2 separate regions of the Homo sapiens genome follow, and region 2 is linked to region 1. Evidence: chromatin loops called from intact Hi-C (ENCODE). Cell type or tissue: sigmoid colon. All regions are shown on one strand. Region 1 overlaps LTBP1 (latent transforming growth factor beta binding protein 1). Region 2 overlaps LTBP1 (latent transforming growth factor beta binding protein 1).

Region 1 (5,000 bases):
AATGTCAATGAATGTGTATGCTGGAGGTTAAAATTACAATACAGTTAACAAAAAAACTACCATTGTTTTTTAAAAAGTAACGGATTGGAAAGCACTGATTTTGGTTTGGCTGACCATGTACACTAGAGATTCTTCTTGGACATTTTATCATAATAACTGTGGATATACAAACTAGAAACAGTATAGCAATGAAGCTAATCTTTTTTTTTTAAATTTGGCATGTGTTATCTTTTTTCCCCTGATATTCTGTATTTTTCCAAAAATATTATATAATATGTACTTCATATGTATTTGTTCTAATCTACTTTTTAAAATGTTTTTTGAAAACTTTAGTTGAAAACAATTTATGCAATATTCTGAAATCCATATTTTTAGAATAAATATTTAAAATAAAATTCATTTTTAGAATATTGCTACATTATTCAAAAATTCATTTCTCATAACAAAATACTTGAAGGTTTTTAAACCTAGTCAATTAAATTGAGTGTAAATTTTTACAGTATTTTGGGGGTATAATTTTATTTATCTATTTGAGACAGGGTCTGGCTCTGCTGCCCAGGATGGAGTGCAGTGGTGCGATCTTGGCCCACTGCAACCTCTGCCTCCCGGGCTGAAGCCATCCTCCCACCTCAACCTCCCAAGTAGCTAGGACTACAGGTGTGTACCACCACGCTCAGCTAATTTTTGTATGTTTTGTAGAGATGGGGTTTCACCACGTTGCCCAGGCTGGTCTCAAACTCCCGAGCTCAGGCAATCCACCCACCTCGGCCTCCCAACATGCTGGGACTACAGGCGTAAGCCATGGTGCCAGCCAGAATAATATCATAAATTTAAAGTGTACACACTTAGCCTGGTATTTTTATTTGTCAAAATTTTCTTACTAAGCCATTCCTGCAGACGCATACATGGAGGTTCATTGCAGCATTGTTTATGGGTACCTACCCAAAGGGAATGAAGTCATTATATCCAAAAGATACCTGCATTTGTGTGTTTACTGTAGCACTACTCACAACAGCAAAGAGATAGAATCAACCTAAGTATCCACCAATGGAGGAATGGATAAAGACATTCCCTTTGGGTAGGTACCCAGTTAGTGGGATCGCCGGGTAGTTCTATTTTTAGTTCTTTGAGAAATCTCCATACTGTTTTCCATAAAGGCTGTACTAATTTAAATTCAAATGATGTAACTTCTTTTTTTTTTTGAGACAGAGTCTCGCTCTGTCGCCCAGGCTGGAGTGCAGTGGCGCGATCTCGGCTCACTGCAACCTCCACCTCCCAGGTTCAAGCTATTCTCCTGCCTCAGCCTCCTGAGTAGCTGAGATTACAGGCATGCGCCACCAGGCCCGGCTATTTTTTAGTAGAGACAGGGTTTCACTGTGTTAGCCAGTATGGTCTTGATCTTTCCTGACCTCATGATCCGCCCGCCTCGGCCTCCCAAAGTGCTGTGATTACAGGCATGAGCCACCGCGCACGGCCAAAAGATGGTAATTTTTAAACAGCTGCATGGAATCTGTTTTATAGATGTACATGATTTATTTAGCCATCTCTTGTGCTGGGCATTTGTTTTTCTTCCTCCCCTAACCTTTCCCTGCCCCATCTTGCCCCAGTCCTGATTTTCCTTTTATAAACAATGCTGCAATGAACCTCCACATATGCACCTGTAGGAATGCCTCAGTAAGAAAATTTCTTTATCCATGTAATACCACTAAGCCGTAACCAAGAATAAAATCGTGTGTTTTACAGCAACATGGGCGGAACTGGAGGTCACTATCCTAATTGAAATTACTCAGAAGCAGAAAGTCAAATACTGAACGTTCTCACTTATAAATGGTAGCTAAACAATGGGTACACATGGACATATGGAATGGAGTAATACACACTGGAGACTCCAAAATGTGGGAGTCTGGAAGTGGGGTAAGGGTTGAAAAATTACCTATTGGGCACAGTGTTCGCTATTGTTAAGGGTACACAAAAAACACAGACTTTATTTACCACTATGGAATACTTGCAGGTAAGAAATCTACACTTGCACCCCTAAATATATCAATATAAAAAAATTTTAAGTTCTAACTTTCATCTATTTTAAGAGATCCTAGATTGTAAAATGTATCTTGATATAACAGATGTTAAAAATTGGGAAAAATAACCCGTGGACATTGTTATATGTCATAATTATCAGATGACCCCAATCTCAGGGATGCTGAAGTGCAAAATAACAAGCAAAGTGTAGCTTAGATTGATGACATAGACTTCAGTTATAAATACTCTGTTGGATATAAATATATTAATATACAGCAATAACTAATATCAATATATAATGATAATTAATATATAAGAAAATGCTAGGATGATAAAAACCCAACTGTCAAAAGTGAGTGTCTTTAAGGAGCAGAGTTCAACTGTGATGGGGTAGGTGGAGGGGAATATAACCTCTTTGATTATTTTAATACTTTAGGAGGAATACATGTGATTTTTGGAAAAAAATTAGACAATATAAAACCACTGCATAAATAAAAAAGATTTGAGGTAGTATAGCATTGTGAGAAAATGACTCAAAAGCCTCACTGAACTCACATTAACTTAGTGATTTCACTTTTATCTCCCCGTGGCATCTGCTTCCAGGGCCCGAAACAACCAGTAAAGCTAGTAATTACCCCCTGCTCTACCTACATCCTCCCAGCCCTTGCAACAACCCAACAGGACAGATGTAGACGCCTCCGTTTTACAAATGAGCTGTACAGGGTGAAGTTATTTTCCCCTTGTCATGCAGCTGCTATGGCAGTGCTGGATTCCAGACTCAGTGCCAACTGGCCCCAGACCTGCCCTCTTTCCAATTCTGGGCTGCTATCATTGCCATCTAGTGCTTTGTGTATTTGCTCTTTATCCTTGGCTATTCATTTTCTTCTTACGGGAATTCCCAATTATTTTCTCTTTCATGCTACGTTGGTTTTAAGTTATTTCTAAGCTGCAAAGCTAATTTTCTAAAGAGCTTGAAAGAAATATTCTAATTGAATTAACTAAAAATTAATGCATTTCCTCTTTTCAAGCAATTTTTCCCCTCTCGACCATTCTGAGAATATATTCATAATAAACTCCTTTGCTTTCTACTTGCACATGATCTTTCTAGCTTTAACAAGTCAACTTTACAAAAGGATATACTGGACACTTTCGAGTGCTTTCCTTTAATGAGAAGGTGCTATGATGGTAAAAAAGGGAAATTAGCAATCAGTGCACAACTCAACGGTCACCAAACAGCCTAGCCAGGAAGCACAAAGCCAGCACCTTCCAGGCCTCCTCCAAACTGGGAGAGGGGATGAAACTGGGAGCTTAGCCTGTCTCATCTTTTCCATTTGACCAAAGGTTTAAACCCAGATAGATCTAGAACTTGAAAGGAAAGGAGATTTGTTGAAATACTTCTTCAATTACTTTCTGTACTTTTCCCTTTTTGTTGTAACCCGTTTCTTATATCTCCACATACAGAGATTGACATGAAAATTTGGACTTTGACCTAGAATGATTTTCTACCGTCTCTAATACACATTTTGGTCTAAGTAGAAACTGTTAGGAATGAGAAGAATTGTAGTAAAAAATGAACTGCCAGGAAATATAAATTCTAAGCCTATGCCACTGATTGCTAAGTTATGTTTTTTTGGGTCATTTATCATTCATTGGGGTAATGGAATGAGAGTTTCAAAAATTAACGACAGGGTCGGGAGTAGAGGTAAACCAGGAGCCAAATGTTTATGCAGTTCTGCCCTACACACACACACACACACACACACGGGATGAAAGTAAGATATCAGGAGTGAAGGCAAAGATACAGAAGAGAAATGTCAGGCTACAAAGGAGGTGAGATGAACTTGTCCCCAAAGGCCTCCTGCAGAAGGAATTGGATATGGGCTCACCTGAATCCTTCAGGGGGCAGAGGGCACACTGCATGCCCCAGGCCTCTCCATACAGACAGCAGCACTCAGTGTACGTTGTCTGCTTGCCCACAAGAGGCCGGCTACACACGTATTCATCACTCAGATGTTCCCAGCACAAATCTTGGTAGACATCAGTTTCTTCTATTTGTTCTGAAAGGGAAGACATAGTTCCATGAAAATCGCACAGTTATTCCTATTTATAAACACTGTGTTGGAAGCCAGCAAGTCTCAAAGTTTCCATCTCTATTTCTAAGAGTGACTTCCAAGTAAAAGTCTGAATCCAGTCTGGTCTTTCAATGGATCAATTCTCTGTCATCTCCAACTGGGTGTCATTCCATCAGTTGAAATTCCAGCTGCCCATCCGGTCCCGACACAATAGTTCTCTATAGCTTCCTACTTTTATATAAAATGCCCACTATCTTGCTTGTCCTTCATAAGCCATCAGGCTTCTCACTCTCCTAATCTTCACTTTTTCATTTACTCCTGTCAAACCCTACCATTTCTTTCCATGTAACAGCTATTGGATTCATGCCTTCTTATCCATTTAATCTGCCAAAGCCCTGGACTAGTGACCCTTCATCCTAGAGTCTTTAATTCCTACCTTTCAATTGACTTCATCCAAAGCAGTCTCCTGAGGCGAATGACAGATTATGCCAATTATCAGCGGCTTTTTGCCAATTATCAGTAGCATCAGGGAGGACAGGAGTTTGTCAGTGGACTTCGGGGCTCTCCACCACCCTGTTGAACTCCACCCTCTGTTCTGCTGAGCCTTATCCACATCCTCCACTCTGCTGAGTGCACCTAATTATCTTTCCCTGAATTACATTTCCCTCAGCTGCCTCTGCAGGTTAGGGATGATGAACCCTAAGCCATGGAACAACCCTGCCATCTGCTCAGCCACTCCATAGTCCATACTTAATGAGTATGTCCAGGCTATTAAATCTCCTACATACTGATGATATGCATCTTATTACTATTTCTGTAAGTATCTCATTGTATCTCATTTTAGTTATTTCAAAATACCCAAGGAATCCATTTTTCTATTTTCCAATAGTTCACATTTTAGTTAAAAGG
Region 2 (5,000 bases), 410 kb after region 1:
CTGTAAATGGAACAACAAAGACTGGATGACAGTCTGTGTGTTTACAGCATGGTTAACTGAATGTTTTAACCCCACTGTTGAGACCTATTGCTCAGAAAGGTTCTTTTCAAAATATTACTCCTCACTGACTATGCACCTGGTCACCTGTAAGCTGTGATGGAGATGTACGTGGAGATTAACGTCATTTTCATGCCTGCTAAAATATCATCCATTCTGTAGTCCATGGGTCAAAGAGTAATTTCAACTTTCAAGTCTTCTTGTTTGAGAAATACATTTCATAAGGCTATAGCTGTCATAGATAGTGATTCCTCTGATGGATTTGGGCAAAGTAAATCGAAAACCTTCTGGAAAGGATTCACCATTCTAGATGCCATTAAGAACATTCATGATTTACGGGAGGAGATTAAAGTATCCACATTAACAGGAGTTTGGAAGAAGCTGATTCCAGCCCTCATGGATGACTTGGAGGAGTTCAAGACTTCAGTGGAGGAAGTCACTGCAGAGGTAGTGGAAATAGCAAGAGAATTAAAAGTGGAGCCTGAAGATGGGACTGAATTGCTGCAATCTCATGTTCGAACTTGAAGAGATGAGGAGCTGCTTCTTATGAATGAGCAAAGAAGGTGGTTTCTTGAGATGGAATCTACTCCTGGCGAAGATGCTGTGAGCATTGTTGAAATGACAACAAAGAATTTATAATTTTATATAAACATAGATGATAAGGCAGCAGTAGCGTTTGAGAAGACCGACTCCAGTTTTGAAAGAAGTTATACAGTAGGTCAAATGCTATCAAACAGCACTGTATGCTACAGAGAAAGCTTTCACGAAAGGAAGAGTCAATTAGTGCAGCAAACTTCATCATTTTCTTATTTTAAAGAAAGTGTCACAGCCACCCCAACTTTCAGCAACCAGCCATATCAAGGCAAGACCTTCCACTAGCAAAAAGATAATGACTCACTCAAGGCTGACTTGATCATTCCATTTTTTAGTAACAAAATATTTTTAATTAAGGTATACACTTGCCTTTTTAGACATAATGCTATTATTGTACACTTAATAGTCTACAATATAGTATATAAACATGAGTTTTACATGTACTGGGAAACCAAAAAATTTGTGACTCACTTTATTGAGATATTTGCTGGAACTGAACCCTCCATATCTGAGGTATGCTTGCAAATACAACCCTGATGTATTTTTCCATAAGTACGAAAACAACCAATTTGTGTCACACCAACAAATTATGTAATATTTTCTCTCCACTAAGAAAGCAGGAAACCATTAGTAAAACACGCATTTACAGAAAGATAAGACCATAGTTTCTCCTTTATGTATAAATCATTGTACTTAACTACCACATCAGGGAGCTTTTAAAAACATGACCCTGATGGGCAGCTTCTATGTTTGTGTGTACTTTAAAAATTTTGTAATTAAAAAAAATTTGTGGAAAAAAACACCCAAATGTTCCAAAAAATCTTTTTTAAAAGGCACTCTATGTAATCACTGATGCAGCAACAATTTTGCAAATTTCCAGCTCTCGCAAAAATATACATGTATATAACTTTAAAAATTTTGTAATTAAAAAAAATTAGTGGAAGAAAACACCCAACTGTTCCAAAGTGTTTAAATCTTTTTTAAAAGGCACTCTACATAATCACTGATGCAGCAACAATTTTGCAAATTTCCAGCTCTCCCAAAAATACACATATATACTTCAAACATTCAACTAACTAAAGAAAAACTGGATGTAAAAACTGCATGTGCAGCAATCTTTGACTGTATATACATTCTTCAAATCCGAGCTATCCCAATGTTTAGAGGGTTCCTGCCTTGCTTGAGAGGTTTCTCTAAATTGCTAAGCGTTGAGGTTGGCCTTTAAATTCCCACATAAAGGGTCATAAATATTGCCCAGGACTGAGTTCCTTCCAGATCAGTTTCTCAAACTGTGGGCCACCTCCATCAGCATGATTTGGGATGCTTGTTAAAAACCCCAAAGATTTTGATTCAATTTGTTGAATTTAACAACTTTCAACATTTTAACAAACCCTTCCAGTGGTCCCGCTGGACATTCATGTGTAAGAAACACCAACCTAGAATCTCTTTAAAAGAGCCCCAGTAAAAATGGCCAGAGGCATCACCAAAATTACCTGTGGCCAATTCCTCATCTCTCCTAACACCCCCTGGAGCAGCCAGAGCTGCTGCAGTAGAAAAGTAACCAAATTAGATCCACAGTCACAGATTGTGTGGCAGGGGCCCAGTCAAAGCCCCGCCCACCCATCCTTGGGTCAGCTGCTAGGGTTCCCAAGTGCCCCAGGAATGAGCCAACTCTGAATAGCCCATCTCTCCAACCTATGTGCAAGGCATCTGCAGGCTTACATCATGAATTGAATTGTACTCCCCCTAGAAAAAAAAAAACAAAGTGTTGAAGTCCTAACCCCAAGTACCTCAGAATGTGACCACTGTTGGAGATAGGTTCTTTACAGAGGTAATCAAGGTAAAATGGGATCATTGGTGGGGGGGGGCGGGGAGTGGAGGCCCTAATACAGTATGACTGATGTCCTTATAAAAAGGGGAAATTTGGACACAGAGACAGACACACACACAAGACAATGTATAAAGACACAGGGAAGAGACGGCCATCTACAGGCCAAGGAGAGAGGCCTAGAACTGCCTTCAGAAGGAAGTAACGCTATCAACACCTTGACATTGGACTTCTGGACTGCAGAACTGTGAGACAATACATTTCTATCGTTCTAAGTCACCCAGCTTGTGGAACTTGTTACAGAAGCCCGAGAAAACTCACATAGCTTGGAAAATCATGATGTGAAGTTAGGCAGTGGAAGCCAATCCAGATAACTGAGGACTGTCAGGACAGTTTTCAGACCAAGACCTCAAGAAAGAATGTCACAGCACTGGATGTCCAGGAAGCCCAGGGCAGTAGGAAGAGCCACAAGATCTGCAGTGGCATCTGAGCACTGCCCCACTGTCTGGAATAGGGTTAATAAAGCATCCCTGCCTCAATGACACTACAGGGTGTGAAGATCAAGAAAATGCTCTCTGTAAGCTCCACAGCACCACACAAGTTACCCCCACCCCATCGGCAGCTCCTCTCTGCTGGACCTGATTTTGGTCCGTATTAAAAGGGTGGTGACATAGCCCTCACACTCCAAGTCGCCTCTGTTCATTGCTAGGAAGGACTGGGAAGCAAAATCTGCACTTTAGGAAAATTTAATTTGAGCTCTCGAACATGTTTGAGTACGTCTGAAATATCCAAGACAACAAATAACAGGGTCAGAAACAGCAAAACCCTGTGGTTGTCAAAGGTCTTTTCAACAAGTCAGGCTTCCTAAGGGCCCAGGGTTCACTGGGCAGCAAAAACTTCGATAAAGCAGAGCAGGCAGGGGGCGGGCGGCATCCTCAGCAGGCCCATGGGCCGGAGGAGGGCTTCATCATGAAGGTTTAAGCACTATTACAGTGTTATGGTTCCTAAATGTGGATTTTAACTAGTCTCGAGAACACATATTTGACCTAGTGTGAACTTGACCTCTGGGTTCCTCTCTCTTCACCGAGGTTGTCTGTGTCACATGACAAGATTCTCCAGCTGACCCTCCCACATGGGGGCCGGGGTGGCCCTCCTAGCAGTTGTCATGGTAAACCTCACTGCAGATCTATTGGCAAAGCAGCTGCCAATGGCCATAGCAGGCATACAAAAAAATATATAATCACTCTGGGCTCGACTCCCAAGTTTGGCAAGCACGATGCCAAGCCAAGAGGGATGGGGGACAGCCTGAGACCGTTCTCTAGGTCACCTGAACTCCAGCCACATCACACCCTCCTGGATGATGCCATCCACCACTGCATCTCTGAGCACCAAGGGTGCATGTGACTCTGTCTCCTTTGCATATAATTTAAGGAAAATGTCTAGAGTTGGGTTTTTTCCCCAAAAGTAGCATGGGCTGAATGCCAATGGAAAAGCAATGGAATATCGATTTTCTGTTTCTTTCTAAGGAGAGAACAAGTCATTTGATGTGCCACGAGTTAAGTGAGTAAAAACAGACCTGCACTCCCTACAGCTGGCTGTGTTTCTCCTCTATTCATAGAACCTGGCACATGGTAAAAGCTAAACAGTAAATGAAAGAACCATCCATGCGTGTATGGAAGGCCTGCAATGTGCCAGGCACCCGCTTTGGATTCGTATCTGCCATCATCTCTCTTCCCTCTACCCCATAACCCTGCCAGCCCAGCCTCACTCTCCTCTCTTTCATTCTTTTGTATTGCCTATTCCCGTGTCCAGTCTTCTCATTAAAGCTGAGCCTACCGGCAATGTCTCTGTCTGGCCTGCACTTACCCTGAGACGGGGGCAAAAAGACTGGCAGAACCAATGCAGGGCATGGGGGGAGGTTCAGTTTGGGCGCAGAAAAAAAAAACTACAAAAATGATAGGAGGCAAAAATGTTACACATCAGGGGTTTAATGCCCCACTTGGAAGACAAAGTCCCTAACCCACAAAACATTCCTTTAAGTGTTAATTCCTTGGAAAGAGCACAAATGTGGTCCATCTCTCCATCTCTTTTGTCCAAAACAGGTAAGGCTATCAAGAGTCATCCAATATTAACTAAAATGACACATCCCACACGATAATTTCGATTCCTAGGGATCCACATACAAATGGTGTCTGGAAAAGGAACATTAACATGCAACCAGGCATCTCTACATTGTGACTGGGCAGCTACAGCCTAGAGGACCACTTTGGTGAGTGCACATATCCATTCTTTGCCCTTGTGTGAGTCTGCCGCTTGCTTGTTCACATCTCTCTGATTTGCAATTTAAGGTTCACTAAATCTTTAGTCTTCAGAAGCATTTGATCATGGTCCATTTAAATTAGGTTTCAATCAACTAAAAACAATCCAGGCTTTCTCAAAGGGATACCTTATTTTCTTCACTGGATTAGGCAAATACTGAACAACATGAACACTTCCAACCTCTTACACAGAAATTTTTTTC

What was found. A loop is a pair of places that touch in the nucleus more often than their neighbours do. Peaks named below come from ENCODE experiments on the same cell type or tissue, not always from the same donor. Only the 100,000 strongest peaks of a DNase experiment are listed, where the experiment ranks them.
Region 2: a loop joins it to region 1, with 2.1 times the contacts of the local background. A loop is called at or near these places in 14 of 110 quality-filtered maps.

Annotation. Positions count from the first base shown.
Region 1 is chr2:33,364,409-33,369,408 of GRCh38, reverse strand. It overlaps LTBP1 (latent transforming growth factor beta binding protein 1), which reads right to left. Exons shown (of 34, transcript NM_206943.4): 31 at 3,906-4,076. Among named protein-coding and RNA genes, the nearest start is that of MIR4430, 52 kb to the left of the region's middle. In sigmoid colon, no CTCF peak of the experiment used is centred here; a DNase peak (open chromatin) is centred at 2,748.
Region 2 is chr2:32,952,068-32,957,067 of GRCh38, reverse strand. All of the region lies in intron 2 of LTBP1 (latent transforming growth factor beta binding protein 1), which reads right to left. Among named protein-coding and RNA genes, the nearest start is that of LTBP1, 7.6 kb to the right of the region's middle. In sigmoid colon, no CTCF peak of the experiment used is centred here; no DNase peak of the experiment used is centred here.